2 separate regions of the Homo sapiens genome follow, and region 2 is linked to region 1. The links are chromatin loops, found by intact Hi-C in ENCODE. Cell type or tissue: Calu3. All regions are shown on one strand. Each heading gives the region's core, and the rest is flanking DNA. Links, peaks and the distances in the headings are about the cores only.

Region 1 (9,131 bases), core at 2,567-5,066:
AATTGTACAGGCATATTAATTTACCTATATGTATTATAACATTTATACATAACACAAAAGGTAATTTCTCAAATATGAAAGTATAAATTAAGAAAAGTATAAATTAGGAAAATGCATACTGTAAAAGACATTTTATATTGTTTCAATTCTAATTTGGTACATGCAATTTTAATTGAATAACTAATTATAATAAAATATTTCAAAATAAGTTTACCAAAGGGATTTAATAAATCTATTAAATATAAAAACATAAAATATTTAGCAACAAAAAATACCTAAATAGAGTGGCAAAGGTTTTCTTTAGATTATGTCAATTTATATTTTAGCTCTATTAATTCATTTGTTGAATTAATATATCTGTAAGAAAGACATTATTTAGATAAAATATTTGAAAATTTAGTAATATATATTTATGTTTTAGATGTAGTTACAATATTAAGTAAAATTATATGCATTAATATATTCTTTTTTCAAATTCTTAATATTGTAATTATCAGCAGTATGCCTACTTACTATAATTTTTGATTTCAAAGAATTTAAATTTCAATGTAATGTGAACATTTATATTGACCAAATAAAATAACTAACAATTTATTTTTAAAAGGAATAAGCATTTCATTATTGTCTGCAATTATTCAAAATTTTTAAACAATCAATTTATGTCATTTAGAAACCACCAGATCTCCTTTCCTTTACATATGTTTTCCACTTTACCAAGCCTTTATAACAGTGAACGAAATGCTCATATCATTATATAAATATCTGATTTTTACAGTCTTACACATTAGTAAATTCTTTACTTAGGCTCCAGTGAAATATTTATAATTTTAGGCACACACAGACACATCTGCATATATCGAAAAGCATATGTCTTCTACTTATATTTTTTGTTTTGTTTTGTTTTTCACTTAGGAATGTTTGTAAGGTACATTTCCTCAAGAAACATAAAAAAATTTTTGATTAAATTATCATAAATTGAAGATGCTTTAAAATGATGTGCACAGATGCCTCCTATGCATTATTAAGAAACCAGATCCATCTTTCAGGAATTTCTCCTAATACAGCTACATATAATCTGATACATATCATCTATAACTAAATATCAACTGATCATTTTTGCCACTCATGATCTTAGCATGTACTCTTAAATATATGTTATGTTTAAAACATTACATAGCAGTATTCAGCATGTTAGTGAGTAGTAATGCATTAGGAATAAATGTGTTAAACTGTTTAAAAGGAGATATTGATCTTTCTATATACCTTCTTTACATGAGAATTTATTGCTCCTAACCAAGTGTTTGAGAACCATGCTGGTGAATAAGAAAAATTTGTTGTCACGACGATTTCCTTTAACATCGATGATCTTCTATCACCTGTATCTTTGCTTTGGTGAAACAGATTGAAGTTGAAACACAACTAAGTATGGAACGTAATAATAATCCCACAGGAATCCTTTCTATCAATGGTGAAGACAGCCCCTGATTGACAAAATGAGTGTCTTTGCAAAAGTGACTAGAAAGATGTTTGCCACTTTAAAATCAAATCAAAACAAAACAAGATAAACTGTACCCTTACAGCGTTTTTTTTTACCCACTCTCACCACCTTTCAATTGAGAGAACACAGCTAAATGCTCTAAAGCCTGTCAAAATGTGTAACAGATCAATTTCCTTTTCAAATGATGCCTGCCCTCTTGAATATGCTGATATGATTCGTTAAGAGAATGCTTGTCTGAATTTAAAACATACTCTAGAATACATACCTTTGTCAAAATGTGTCACATTAATTACTCAATAATTATATTCAGAATCATCCAAGTATGTCTTAAGATTAAAGCAAAACATCATTTTTAAAAATCCTGCCTTGGCACAACACGTGAAATTTGAAATGTTATTTTAGGACAGTGGTTTCTCAACATACCAGAGCAGTAGATCCAGTTTAGCTGTTTTTTAATTCTAAGAAGTTTCATGATAAATGAAATTTGCAAATTTGCAAGATACTGTATTAAAGTGGGGATAATTTTGGCACATCAGTCATGTCTTAAAATAACCTAGGCAGTTTTATCTGTGTGCAAAATTTAGAAATGTCATTCCTGTGGAAATGAGCAAATCATAAATACATCACAGAAAAGAAGTCGCTATTTTTTTGACTTTAAGTTGTTTTATAGTTAAATTGTGTCAGAGAGTTTGCCATCTATTTTATTCCTAAAAAGGCCTGGTGGAGAATATATGACTTTCCTTGATGTAGAGATAATACTACTAAACATAAAGATAAACATAAAATGTAACTAGAATAATAATAAAGGCAAAGAGAAAAGGTATAGATGCATCTCTGAATTTTCAAGAGAGTAGTGTCATTTGTCACTAAGCAAATACTTCTTGACAGTGCTTGAAATTGCTCTTGAACTGGTAAAGCAAAATGTAACTCTTCCCCCATAGTATTTGATGAGAAATAAATGGGCTATAATGTCACTCGTCAGGTGGATATAATTCCCCTTCTTCTAAATAACACTTTTCTTTGGGAGACTATGTAAGACATTGGTTTATTTTTGATTATTTTCTCTCTTTTATCGAATGCTTATAGAATAACCCAACCCTGTAGGCATATGAGGATTTGACTCCAAATTTATTGGTTAATAATAAATAAGCGTATTGATGTTTTCACACACATATGTGTACCTGGCTACACATTTCTCTATTAACAGATAATTTTGAATGCATGTGTATACTCCTTTGATAATTTCAAGACCATGTGAATTATTTATAAAACTTTCATGTCATTTTATACAATATGGATTTAATAAAACCACTTACATGAAATTTAATTTAAAGTATTTTTAAAGATACAAAGCGATGTTGTCATTTTGTGTACGTGTGTGTGTATTGCATTTTTAAACCAGTGTTTAAAACATACAATTCTTAACTCACAAATATGATTTTTATGAGATTATAATCATGTCATTGAGATTTTTTTGTGCATAAAAAAGGAAAAAGCAATAGACTTTTAAGAGAGTGAGTTAAATATTAAAAATCTCAGCAAGACATTACTTAACTGACCCTTAAATATTATGAAACAAAACATTAGAACTTTAGGGTTGCCAGATTTTTAAAAAATAAAGTAAGGAATTATTTTATATAAAACATCATCCCTTTCAACAGCATATTCTAGCTGTCTGTATACTTATTGACAATTTGGTGCAGGTTCAGAGTCCACATAATTTAAAATTTTAGGAATAAAGTCACATTTATTTATTCAATAATCCCAGTCACGCATTTAGATTATACTAAATGCTGTTACATTTAAGTACTAAAAGAAAGTATGTTTATTCTATCTGGCACAAATTTCAAAGGATTTACATACTTAAGATATCCTATCTATCTTTATTTTTAAATCCAGCTTGTAACATGAATTAACTATATTCACGACTGTTTCATAAACGTTCATGACTGTTTTCCTTCCTTAAGTTGATACATATTTTTAACCCATTACATACAACCCTTGGACGTATACTTTACTGTCTTCTGTGTTTAAAAAACTCAAAACACTTCTGTTTTGTTTTATACCATACACATTTTTGTTTATAATTAAGGTGATATTCTTGAATTTCTCATTTTGGGAATTAAAAAGTAGAAATTTATTTATCCTATATTCATGCCATTAATGTTAAAACAATTTATTAATCTGTTTATAGGATGTTTTCAATATTTATTTTTTATTGAAAATTGACAATTTATAATTGAATAAATTTATGAGACATAAACTGATGTTAGAATTCATGAAAACAATGTGGAATGATTAAATCAGGCTAGTTAATATATCCATCACCTCAAATATTTAACATTTTTTGTGGTGAGAACATTTAAACTTTGCTCTCTTAGGAATTTTGAAATGTAGAATACTCTACTATTAACTGTATTCGCCACACTGTCTAATAGAACCCCTTCTGAAACGTGAAACATACTCCTCCTGTCTGAGATTTGACCTTCATTTCCTCATCTGCCCCACCCCACCAGCCTCTGTAAATACCAGTCTACTTTATGCCTCTATGAGTTCCATTGTTTTAGATTCCACATAAAGATGACAAAATGTGATATTTCTCTTTCCGTGCTGGCTGAATATTACTTAGTCATTCTTCATACACAGCTCATAGCAGACAATTAAAAAAAATCCCCAAAATATGCAATAATAGCATTAAACATTGTGCTAACCTAGTCCATCTGGCACCACGTTTTATGTTGACAATACCTTTTCATGATTAAATACTCTGAATAAACTCAACAAAATAAAGTTTTACAAATATGAATTTAAGTTAATATGCAGAAAATATAAAAAATAAATATAAAACAAGTGATACAATTTTTTACATTATATCCTTTATGAAAGAGGCTAAACATTCAATTTTATATTATACAATTTGAAACTAAAATAATTCTTATCTTGAGATTGAATTCCAAAATATTTTGTATCAAAATAATAATATATTCTTATTTACCTTTTATAGCATGTCTTTGAAGTGTACTTTCCATTTTAGTATTCTATATTTTATTATAGCTTCAATTAAATTTTTACTTTCTAACTCTGAGTTTCAGGGGGTACATGTGCTAGCTTGTTACATGTGTAAATTGCATGTTGCTGCGGTTTAGTGTACAAATTATATCATCACCCAGGTAGTGATAATACTACCTGACAGATAGTTTTTTGATTCTCGCCCTCTCCTCACCCCACCCTGAAGTAGGTTAGGCCCCAGTGTCTATTACTGTGCTGTCCATGTGTACTCAATGTTAAGTTTTCCACTTATAAGTGAGAACATGCAGTATTTGATTTTCTGTTCTTGCATTAGTTTGCTTGAGATAATGGCCTCCAGTTCCATCCTATTGGGGCAAAGGACATGATCTCATTTTTATGGCTGTATAGTATTCCATTGTGTAAATGTGTCAGATTTCCTTATTATGTCCATTGTTGATGAGCATCCAGGTTGATTCCATGTCTTTCCTATTGTGAAAAGTGCTGTGATGAACATATTTGTGCATATATCTTTATGGTAGAACTATATATTCCTTCAAATATATAGTTAATAATCCACTACTAGGATTGCTGAGTTGAATGGTAGTGATATAATCCACTACTAGGGTTGCCGAGTTGAGTGGTAGTTCTAAGATCTTTGAGATATCTCCAAACTGCTTTTCATAGTGGCTGAACTAATTTACATTCACATCAGCAGTGTGTAAGAATTCCCTTTTCTATGCAAATTTGCCAGCATCTGTTATATTCTGACATAGTAATAGCCATTCTGACTGGCGTGAGATGGTATATCATTGTGACCTTGATTTGCATTTCTCTAATGATTAGTGATATTTGGAATATTTTTTTTTATACTGTAAGTTCTAGGGTACATGTGCACCACGTGCAGATTTGTTACATATGTATACATGTGCCATGTTGGTGTGCTGCACCCATTAACTCGTCATTTACATTAGGTATATCTCCTAATGCTATCCTTCCCCCTTCCTCCCACCCCATGACAGGCCCAGGTGTGTGATGTTCCCCTTCTTGTGTCCAGGTGTTCTCATTTTTTAATAGGCTTGTTGGCTGTGTGCATGTCTTCTTTTGAGAAGCCTCTGTTCATATCTTTTGCCCATGTTTAAATGGGGTTGTTTGTTTTTTGCTTGCTGATTTGTTTAAGTACCTTATAGATTCTGGATTTGTCGGATGAATAGTTTGCAAATATTTTCTCTGATTCTGTGTGTTGTCTGTTTGCTCCGTTGATACTTTCTTTTGCTGTGCAGAAGCTCTTTAGTTTGATTAGGTCCCACATGTCAATTTTAATTTTTGTTCCAATCACTTTTGGAGTCTGTTATGGAATCTTTGCCAGGGCCTATGTCCAGAATAGTATTTCCTAGGTTTTCTCCTAGGGTGTTTATAGTTGTAGGATTTACATTTAAGTATTTAATCTGTACTGATTTTTTTATATGGTGGAAGGAAGGGGTCCAGTTTAAATCTTCTGAATATGCCTAGCCAGTTATCCCAGCACCACTTATTTAAAAGGAGTCCTTTCCCCATTGCTTATTATGGATGGCTTCATCGAAGATCAGATGGTTGTGGATATGCAGCCTCTAGGTTCTCTAACCAGTTCTGTTGGTCTATGAGTCTGTTTTTGTACCAGTACCATACTGTTTTAATTACTGTAGCCTTGTAGTACACTTTTAAGTCAGGTAGTGTGGTTCTTCCAGCTTTTTTTTTTTTTTTTTAACTTAAGATTGCTTTGGCTCTTTGGGCTCTTTTGTGGTTTCCTGTGAACATTAGTATGATTTTTTTTTTTTTTTTTTTTTGAGATGGAGTCTCGCTCTGTCGCCCAGGCTGGAGTGCAGTGGCGGGATCTCGGCTCACTGCAAGCTCCGCCTCCCGGGTTAACGCCATTCTCCTGCCTCAGCCTCCCAAGTAGCTGGGACTACAGGCGCCCGCCACTACGCCCGGCTAATTTTTTGTATTTTTAGTAGAGACGGGGTTTCACCGTTTTAGCCGGGATGGTCTCGATCTCCTGACCTCGTGATCCGCCCGCCTCGGCCTCCCAAAGTGCTGGGACTACAGGCGTGAGCCACCGCGCCCGGCCTAGTATGATTTTTTTTAATTTTGTGATGAATGTCTTTGGTAGTTTGATAAAAATAGCATTGAAACTGTAAATTCCTTGAGGATTATGGTCATTTTAACAATATTGATTAATCCTATCCATGAGCATGGAATGTTTTTTCATTTATTTGTGTCCTCTTTGATTTTCAGTAACTTTTGTAACTCTCATTATAGAGAAATTACACCTCCCTGACTAGCTGTGTTCCTAGGTATTTTATTCTATTTGTGGCTATTTGAGTGGGATTGTGGTCTTGATTTGGCTCTCAGCATGGACGTTCTCAGTATATAGAAATGTTACTGATTTTTGTACCTTGATATTGTATCCCAAAACTTTGTTGAAATTTTAATGAGATCTAGGAACCTCTGGGCAGACTTTTCTAGGTATAGAATCATATTATCTGTGAAGAGAGATATTTTGACATTATCTCTTCCTATATGTTTGCCTTTTAATTCTGTATCTTGACTTATTTCTCTGGTTAGGACTTCCACAGCTATATTAAATAGGAGTGGTGAGAGTCAGCATCCTTGTCTTGTTCCAGTTCTCAAGGGAAATGTTTCCAGCGCTTGCCCATTCAGTATCATGTTTGCTGTGAATTTGTCATAGATGGCTCTTATTATATTTCAGGTATGTCCCTTTTATGCCTTTTTTTCAGGGTTTTTAATATGAAGAGATATTAAATGTTATCAGAAGCTTTTCTGTGTGTATGGACATGATCATGTGATTTTTGTTTCTAGTTCTGCTTATGTTATGAATCACATTTATTTATTTACATATGTTAAACTAATCTTGCATCCCAGGAAACAAGGTAATCTTATCATGATGGATTGAATTTGATATGTTGCTGTATTTGGTTTGTTAGTATTTTGTTGAGGACTTTTGAATCTATGTTCACCAGGATATTGGCCTGAAGTTTTCTTCTGCTATTGAGTCTCTGACAGATTTTGGTATTAGAATGATGCCGGCCTTATAGAACGAGTTAGAAAGGAGTCCATCCTCCTCAAATTTTTGAAATAGTTTCAGTAAAATTGATACCCCGTCTTCTTTATAGTATCTGGTATAATTTGGCTGTGAATTCGTCTAGTCCAAGGCTTTTCCTTTTGGGTAGGTTTTTTATTACTGATTCAATTTTGGAACTCACTATTAATCTCTTTCAGTTTCTTCCTGATTCAGTCTTGGGTGGTTGTATGTTTCCAGGAATTTATCAATGTCTTCTAGGTTTTCTACTATGTGTGCATAGAGTCTCTCAGGTTTTTTTTTTTTTTTTTTTTTTCTGTGGGGCCGGTGGTAATGTCCCCTTGGACATTTCCAGTTGTGTTTATTTGGATCCTTTTTTTTTTCTTTATTAGTCTTCTAGTACTATACTAATCTTATTTATTCTTTCAAAGAACAACTTTGGTTTTGTTGATGTTATGTGTGTTTTTCATGTCTCCATTTCTTTCAGCTCAGCTAGCTATTTTTTATGTTAACTCTGGGTTGGTTTGCTCTTGTTTTTGTATTTCCTCTAGGTGTGATGTTACGTTATTAAGTAAAGATCTTTCTAACTTTTTGATATGGACATTTAAGACTAATAAACTTTCCTCTTAACACTGCTTTAGCAGTGTTCCAGAGATTCTGGTATGTTGTGTCTATATTTTCATTAGTTTCAAAGAACTTCTTCCTTTCTGCCTTAATTTCATTGTTGACCTGAAGGTCGTTCAGGAGCAATTTGTTTAATTTCCATGTAACTGTATGGTTTGAGTGATTTTCTTTTTTTTTTAATTTAATTTTATTTATTATTATTATACTTTAAGTTTTAGGGTACATGTGCACAATATGCAGGTTAGTTACATATGTATACATGTGCCATGCTGGTGCGCTGCACCCACTAACTCGTTATCTAGCATTAGGTATATCTCCCAATGCTATCCCTCCCCCCTCCCCCCACCCCACAACAGTCCCCAGAGTGTGATGTTCCCCTTCCTGTGTCCATGTGTTCTCATTGTTCAATTCCCACCTATGAGTGAGAATATGCAGTGTTTGGTTTTTTGTTCTTGCGATAGTTTACTGAGAATGATGATTTCCAATTTCATCCATGTCCCTACAAAGGACATGAACTCATAATTTTTTATGGCTGCATAGTATTCCATGGTGTATATGTGCCACATTTTCTTAATCCAGTGTATCATTGTTGGACATTTGGGTTATTTATTTTTATTGTTATTGCACTGTGTTCCAAGACTGTGATTCGTATGACTTTGGGCTTTTTGAACATGTTGAGAATTGCTTTATGGCCAAGTGTGTGGTTGATTTTAGAGCATGTGCCATACGTACATAAGAAGAATGTATATTCTACCGTTGTTTGATGGACTGCTCTGTAGTTGTCTGTTAGTTCCATTTGGTAAAGTGTCAAGTTTAGGTTCTGAATATCTTTATTAGTTTTCTAACTCATTAGTGTGTCTGATACTGTCATTGGGGTGTTAAAGTCTCCCAATTATGATTGTGTGGTTATCTAAGTTTCTTCGT
Region 2 (9,131 bases), core at 3,038-5,537, 88 kb after region 1:
GTCCTTTGCCTGGAACCATGTGATCCCAAATAAAAGTAATGATCATGTCATTCCCAACTTAGAGCCTGGGAGTGTCCCTCAGTATAAAGTCAAAACTCTTTAATATGTCCACGATGTATCCCCTGCTCACTTCTGCTGTATGATCTTCTAATTTCAGCACAGATACAAGGTTCTCTGACCCCCCAATATTTAAGTATTAAGTACTTTAGGTGTTTATAACTTTTAAAATGTAATTTGGGTATTCTGTACTTCCTCAATACTTTTTAAGTTTGCAATTCTGCTTGATCTTCTTCACCACTAGAATGTGAACAGTGGTGACAGAGACTAACTTTATCCATGATTGTACCACCAGGGCATAGGATTGCTTGGAGTGCTGTAAGTACTAATGAAATACATTTTAAATGGATACATTTAAGATACTAATGAGATATTTTATAGTTTAATATTTTTCCATATACATGCTGATTTTATGTGAATTTTAAAAGTATATTTGGAATATTAACTTTAAAAGGAAAATTAGAAAATACGTATTGAGATAAAAATCTAGGAATGTGTATTTTTCAACTGAATATCAATTTCTACAAGTTAATGGCAAAAACAATTATAATATCTATGACATTTAAATAAATATAATGAAACTTTGTGAAAAATCCTTTTAGAAAACTTAGAGTATCCTCAGTTCTATCCAGGTCTAAAATATTATGCTATAATGACCTTTTGAACATTTTTCTTCTAATATTTTGCTAAACAAAGAAAGACAACAAGCATACTACAACCTAGACTTTCTTGTTGGTTCTACTTCTATTAGTGTATTATTTTGTACTCTGCCTGTTTGAACAGATGTTCAACACCTTTTTTGAGTTTTATAGATTTATTTTGTCAAAACAGGTGTAATTTAAAATCATTTACTCATTAGAGTAATATAAAAAGTGATGGTCTCATACATATGTTTGTATAATAATTTCTTGGCAATGGGAGACAATCTGCATCTTTAGCCTAATACAAGGTATACCTACCTAGAATAACTAAATAAGCAACTCAGATAAGATTTTTAAGAAAATCTTTCCAGATATTCATTTATTACAACTCCAACTTTTTGTTTAACATTTTTCTATTGAGAAGCATTTTTTTATTGTTTATTAAGTGCACTTCAAGGAATTGATGAGTTATATAAATTAATACTCAGTATTTGTATCTTGATTTAGAGTTCATGATTCAATCTATAGTTTATAATCCTATTCAACAATTTATTCATTGACTAATCCTGGAAGTAGGTTTCATTGTGACTTGCCATGAAGGTAAGGAAACAGACACAAATGTATTGCTTGCTCCAAATATTTGTGTACAAGAGTTGCATCTTAAATTAGCTGTCCATCAATTGCATGTTTAATAAGAACCATCTCTTTGGTTTGAAGAATGTGAGTATTGGGCTTATTTTTGGCTCAGGATAATTAATCTGGAATGATATCTTAGTAAACTGGCCCATGTGTGACTTTTTCTTAAAAAAAGACATAGTGCATAATGATTAATAGCAGGCAAATGATTATCTTTATTCTCCTGATTATCTTTAAAGTCAAATAGTGATTATAGTTTCATAAAATAACTAAATTGGAACTTATGAAACTTCCATTAGTAGGTCATCTTTAATCTACAAAATATTAATTTCATACATTTATACCTAATGTATGATATCTTTGCCTTCATTAATTTTCTTGATATTCTTTGCTTGGGATCACACTTTTTTCCTCAATTCATATTTTTATTTGAGTATTAGCTCATTGGCTGTACTCTTACCCTAGAAAATCTTCCCTTTCTCCCATATCAAAACACATTATTTTCTTCTATTTTTAACCATTATTTTTGGTCCTTATTCTACAAAATTATATTACTTATTTCTCTGTCACTAACTTTTATGAGACATATTTTTACTTGCTTTTGGAATTTCATGTCTTTTACGGTATCATTTTGTATGTAAATCTGGTAGGACAAGAACAAGTCTAGGATATGAACAATATGTCCTAGAGGGCTACACTTACTACTCATATTTCACATTGCCTATGACATCAGCTTACATTCTAATTCTGGCCCAGCCAATTTACTTACCTAAGACACTTAGCTTATATGAAGCTTAATATAAACATTTATAACATGGGAACAATAATAGGATTTATTCCAGAGACCATTGTGAAGATTATCTAAGATAATGTATAGAACAGATCCTGGCCCATAGGTAAGTTCTTATTAAATTGTAGTTACTTTTCAATTCTTGGGGCTTACACAATGTATTTCCATTGTAGCTTTCAATGCACTGTATATAGATGATTGAATGTACTGCATCAGAAATAAATTGGCCAACATTCTACGTAGAGAGCAAAAAGAATACTAAAAATCTGAGCTTTCAGAATTGGTCATAATTTGGAGTTATTTTCATTTTCTCTTTTCCCAATCTCTCAAGCCATGGCTGTTCTTGGTATATACTTTTACCTTTTAATTTATCTTTACTCCTTTCATAAATGTATAAGGTCAACGATAGTTCCCAGATAAAGAGATATAAGTAAATAGCAACCAATACAACATATAGAAGTTTTTCTTATAATTTTATTTTAAAATGAAAATGAAAACCTTTCCATTGGTATATTTAAAGGAAAAATAAATATCCTCCATCAAAACTTATTAGCATATTAATGTGGTCCCTTTATTAGTGGTATGTGTTTAAGTGTACCTGTTCAAGGTAACTTCAATAAAATTCATAATACTTGATATATGACTCATTTTATGTCTGTGTCTTCCTATTTTTATAAAGTAATTATGAAAGCCAGTAAAACATATCTTATTGGAAGCCCAACTTACAAAGCAAATATAAGTGGAGACATGATCATTTAAAAGGAGGCAGACTGTTGAAATCTTGCTCATTCAGTTTCCTGTACATATGCATAAGGTATTTTGATTTATTAAAAATCTTTTGACATACATACAGCATATCTCCAGTCTTCTTAAGTCTTCATTCCCAAAGGGAGACATTTGCAACATTTACTCAGATGCTCATGTTTAATACAGAACATCAGGTAGTAAAATAAAATATTCCTTATCTGAACACTGTAGCCACATATGCCAGCAAGATAAACATGAATTCTATACTTTGTTATCAATCTTATTTCAGCAAATGTGCATATAAAGATATCCATATGCCTATGACTAACAATATTCAGGACACCATGATATGCAAAAACTCAACAAGAGAATATTTTCATGAGGAACACATAATAGACATAGGAACACATAATAGTTTGTCGTGTGACAAACCCTCTGACAAGCCAAGACCTATAATCCTGAAAATGAACCCTGAAGGTTAAGTATTAGTATTTTTATTTTTCAAGGTTAAAAACTTCTAAATGGCAAAGCCAGGATTCAGAATATTGGGTTTCCAAGCCCCTGCCCTCTACCCAGCCTATACAAAATCCTGTAATATTCTAAAATGAAGGCTTTACCTTAACATAAATCAATATCCACATGTATAATTATAAGCATGGATTGAATAAAATGTGTTTTGTTAAATTACTTAATTAACACTAAATGAATATTATTTATTAGTAATGTGTAATGAGTTAAAAATAAATCAATGTGGAGAAGTAATATACAGATCGTATTGGTTTCCTAATGTTCTTTATGCCTGTGAAGATGTATCTATTTTTTTGAAGTATAATATAAATCTGGGCTTGTCATCTTGCATCTGAGGCTATTTTTGTTTGACATATTGTTAAAGGCACTTTAATTGTAGAAAATTCGAAACAATAACTTCTATAATCAATTTACTTTAATTTCCACAATTAATCACAATCTCACTATGTGATCTTGACAGCATATCTTTTTCGACAATAATGAACTACTTGACTGACAGATTCATGTCTTGAAAGAAGAAAATTAATTGAAAATGGATTTGTTCATGTCTGCAGTACTTCATTGTTTTATGATCTGAGATATAGAGATGAACTTATTTGATGTAAAACACTTTCCTATAATCATTATGGGTCAAAGGAAATCATGTACATTGCCCCTACATTTTAAATGCATTATTTCCTCAATCAATTGCAAATCTCATTACTTCAGCAAATAGTTTAGTAAGCCAGTAACTCTACCACAGTTTTGCTCTCAGTAAAAACAGGAAATAGACAACTTTAGCAAATCATAATGTCTGACATTCAGATAAAGAAAAAGTTAAGAAGGAAGAAAGAGTGAAATGTAGGCAGGGAGGATGTGAGTAATACAAAAGCAATGCTTTGGAGACTTTCAACAAACAGCTTTTGGAATCCACCTGATCCATCAACAAGAGTTTGTTTATTATGTAATATTACAACACTCTTTGAAAAAAGGAAGTGAACATATTTTTAACCTGAGAAAAAACATTTTAATATTCTCCACTGATTTGACAGTTATTTTCTGCAATGTCCCTATTGATTGTAATAAAGCAATGTGAATAAAAGCTAATAATAATAGCAGCAGTGATCTTCTTCCTGAATCCAAACAACAACAAAAATCTATCCCCCTTTTTTTTTAGGTAATTCAGACTATCAGTGCAGTGGATAGAGATGAATCCATAGAAGAGCACCATTTTTACTTTAATCTATCTGTAGAAGACACTAACAATTCAAGTTTTACAATCATAGATAATCAAGGTAATGTCATTCACTCATAATGAGTTTTGATACATTTTTGTGACTCATGTTAGACTTTAATGGAATTTATGGCATGGATTTTTATACTGTTCTTGCAACATAATAATGTTTGGAAATCAAGCAAAAGAGTAACAATTAAAATGGAAAACAAAACTCAATGTTAAGTTCTAAAAATATTGACTCCATTTCTCACCGCATTTCTTCAAAGTAGAAACACTTTTTAAAGTTATCAATGGCTGTAAGCTCTTGTAAAGTCTGAATGACCCTGCGAATATAATTGCAGTTCTGACACCACAGCTCCTTTCATGTTCTCATCTAACTCAGACTTCAATCTATGACTGAGGAAGAAAATGATATTTATTTTAGTTAGTCATATTAGCTTGATTGATTCAAAAATATTTAGGGTCATCAATTAGGAGCTTAGAATATGTGAAATTGGGTTAATATAGTTCTTATTCCTTCAAAACTAAATAATTTGTATCAATCTAAGGATTAAGTGTTCCAAAGAACTTTTTGTAGGGGCAGAATTTATTTTTCCTTTCTGTAGAGGTGGATTAACTTTATACAAAGCCACGCTGCTTCTTTTTCATGAGCTTCAGTAAGAGATACTTTTTGTCATAATAAGAACTTCTGTTTTAATTTTTTCATACCTCAAAGTTATGAAACACAGTTGATTTATTACTCAAGTATCTGTAACCAAATACTTGCAGTTCTCCTTACAGCTGAGGTTAAGCTTTGTTCAGAAGAGGCCTTTCATACGAGAGTAAATGCAACACCTTTCTGTCTGTTTTGCCCTCGTCAAATTCCCCCGGGGAGGAAACTCAAATATGTTTCAGACAAAAACCACAAATATCTCTTTCAAGCTCTTTGACAAATCTCCAGACTCCTTTCCACAAAATTTAGCCATGTAACAAACTCTTAGATTCAGGGGGTACATGTATTATTATTATTATTATTATTATTATTATTATTATTATTATTATTTGTTGCAGACTTCAACGTTATTTTATTTATTTATTTTTTATTATTATACTCTAAGTTAAAAATTATATTTTAAAATACATATATTAATATAAATGAATCTAAGCTGGAGTTTTTAAATGTATATATTTAAATACATTGATATTTGTATATATAGATTAATTTATATTAATATAAAATAAATTACTGAGGTGAAATAAATACATTGAAGCATACAAAATTGATTTGGTTTAATGCTTGTGGTCACAAGTAATTTAATAAAACGCATATTTAAAAAGTGTCAACTGTCTCTCAACTCTTAGATCTGCCTAGCGAATAAAATCACATGGGCTTTATAGACCTTAAGGGTTTCATAGTGAATTGTCTTTAAAAAGGTGATTTGGGAAATGTCCTACTTAAGCATGCATTTCAAAAGGCTTTTATTTTCCTTTTACTGCTATTGTCTTCTAAAATTTGGTGACTATAGAAAATATTTTGAGGGATGGTAAAAAAGAAGTAAAGGGAAAATACAGTTCTGAGGTACAAGAAATTACAATGACAAAAGTTATTCATAATATTTTGGGATTCACAGAAGAGTCATTGCATATTTGTTGAAGTGCTTATTGTTTGTTTTCATGAATTTTTTTGAATGGACTCTCTAGGTAAATGAATCAGTCTAAGTGTAATGATTTTCAGAATTTTAAATACAAAATAGATTAATAACAGCAATGTGATATGAAATATACTAATAGGATCTTGTCTACCAAGTGAAATTATTTTGTCTAATTAGAAAATATAGTATTTGAGATCATGTGCTTTGATATATATCTTTGAAAGTCTTGTATATTCCCTGGATTTGTACAAATAATGGGTCACAAGTATTAGAAAATAGACCGTGTCATATGTAATTAACACAAATAAAGCCAGCTCAATCAGCTTATATTTCATATTGGTAGTCCCTATAAATTATTGATATCTGATTAAAAAGCCATTTTCTGTGTTACACGTATGTTTTATATATGTGTCAAAGACATTTTGGAACCAATTTAATTAATTCAATAATAATATAAATACTTTAACTAAATAAGTAGTATCAACTCAATATTTAATAATATTAAATAGTAATTTTACTACATAATTTAAATAATTCATCTGATTACATAATTAGGGTTTAGGTAATGTCAAAACACTAATAATTTAGTGTGGATGTTTTAGTTGTCTTCTCGTCAGAAATTTCGTCTTCCTTTTATTTGAACTTACTTGATCATATCTCTATACTATTGTCCCTAGCACATGTGACTATTACATACAAATTTCTCTTACGTAGTTGAAAAAATTATGCACATGGATTTTTGTTTTAGATAACACAGCTGTCATTTTGACTAATAGAACTGGTTTTAACCTTCAAGAAGAACCTGTCTTCTACATCTCCATCTTAATTGCCGACAATGGAATCCCGTCACTTACAAGTACAAACACCCTTACCATCCATGTCTGTGACTGTGGTGACAGTGGGAGCACACAGACCTGCCAGTACCAGGAGCTTGTGCTTTCCATGGGATTCAAGACAGAAGTCATCATTGCTATTCTCATTTGCATTATGATCATATTTGGTAGGTAGAAGTCATCATTGCTATTCTCATTTGCATTATGATCATATTTGGTAGGTGGTGCTGAACTGAACATATACTCATTTATTTAAAATAACATGATAAATACATAGTTAATTCTATTATAGCATTATAATGTGGGTCTGTGTGTACGTTTATTGCTCCTCTGAATGTAGTATAATTCTTAAATCAAGTGGAGTAAATAAGTGGATAAAAACATGATCTTTGAATTGTATGAGTATGTATGTACACATCTGTTTATGCATGTTCTTGACACATATACAATGTAACAGTATAAAACATGTAAAAATTAGTGATAATAATGGCGAGCTTCTCTCGAGTGCTTATTATACTCCAGGAGACAATCTTCAGTGTTTTATATGCACTATGCAATCCAAACCTCACAATAACCTTATTAAGTAGTAACTAATATCACCTACATTTTCCAGATGAAGGAATAGAAACTCAAAAAGCTTTGTGCTTTATGAAGGGTCACACAGCTAGAAAATGATGTGCTAAGATTCCATGACCACAACACATTGTTATACAACACTGTACTGCAACTGACTAGAGCCCAAGGTGCATTTAAAAAAAAAAACAGCGCAGTAAAATCTACTCTCTTAGCAATTTTCGAGTATAAAATACCTTATTATTAACTATAGTTACCATGTGGTAAAATAGATCTCTTGAATTTATTCCTAATGTCTAACTGAAACTTTGTGTCTTTTGACCAATGTCTCTTCATTCTCTCACCTGCTATCCTGCTACTACCATTCTACTCTCTACTTATGTGAGTTACTTATTTACTTGTTTTAGATTTGTCAAAGTGAGATCATGCAGTGTTTGTCTTTCTGTGGCTGGCTTCTTTCATTTAGTATAATGTTATCTAGTTTTATCTATGTTGTGGCAAGTGACAGAACTTCTTTCTTATTTAAAGCTAAATAGCATTCGTTCTGTCTGTATACCACATTTTCCTTATCCATTAATTCACTGATGGAAACTTAGCTTCCATCAATTCCATATCTTGGCTATCATGAATAATGCTGTAATGAACATGGAAGTGTGGCTATCTCTTCAACATACCACTTTTATTTATAAGTATTTAAGGTGATGAATATATTAATTAAATTGATTTAATCATTCCACAATGTATACATATATCAGACATCACATTGCATACCATAAATGTATATGTTTTTGTCAATTAAAACTAAAAATAATCCAAAAGTCTTTTGTGAATAAAAAGGACAGTAAATGTTAGAAATGAGGAATGTATAAGAGAACGTCTTTTTTAAATCCAAGTACAGAAGAGAAAGAAATCCCAGTAAAAGAGCGCTATTAGTTTTTGTTTGCTTGTTTTTTTCTATTGCTATCACTGTTTTTATAAGCAGATAATTTATATTCATTTCACAAATGAGGCAGCTGAACACCAAAAGGTCTTAATCAGGCTTTCAGGACTATAAAATATTCATCTAGCATAACCTTTTCCTTTTTTTAATGCCAAAATATATAGTCTAAACTCTGCTCTTGCCTCCCTCAAAACTTCAAACCAAAAGCCAATGAAACTACATTGAAGAGTGAGAGCAAATGTATTAGTTTCTGAAATGTCAAACTGACCACTCAAACTGGCATGAGATATGTTTCAGGACCTGCCTTGTCTTCACTTAACTTATCTTTCTCAAGGTTTCAAAACCAATCCATTCCTCATTTACACCTACCATTACAATTGTTTAGGACCTAGCTTCAGTTTTTAAAATTATTTTTAATGATCTTTGATTATGAAGCTGAATTCATAGCTACATAGCTAGATCCAGAAGCAAAGATAAATAGTAAAAGCATAATTTTGGGGGACTAAAATACTGAGCTACCTATAGATACAGACTTAAAC

What was found. Hi-C counts contacts between places; a loop is a spot of excess contacts. Peaks named below come from ENCODE experiments on the same cell type or tissue, not always from the same donor. Only the 100,000 strongest peaks of a DNase experiment are listed, where the experiment ranks them.
Region 2: it touches region 1 in a loop (6-fold over the local background); 2 of 110 quality-filtered maps call a loop at or near these places.

Annotation. Positions count from the first base shown.
Region 1 is chr18:66,594,281-66,603,411 of GRCh38, reverse strand. The region is part of intron 1 of CDH19 (cadherin 19); the gene reads left to right. Among named protein-coding and RNA genes, the nearest start is that of CDH19, 5.2 kb to the left of the region's middle. In Calu3, for the core only: no CTCF peak of the experiment used is centred there; a DNase peak (open chromatin) is centred at 4,001.
Region 2 is chr18:66,507,110-66,516,240 of GRCh38, reverse strand. CDH19 (cadherin 19) reads left to right here. Exons shown (of 12, transcript NM_021153.4): 10 at 4,556-4,673; 11 at 6,995-7,246. Among named protein-coding and RNA genes, the nearest start is that of CDH19, 92 kb to the left of the region's middle. In Calu3, for the core only: no CTCF peak of the experiment used is centred there; DNase peaks (open chromatin) are centred at 4,260 and 5,470.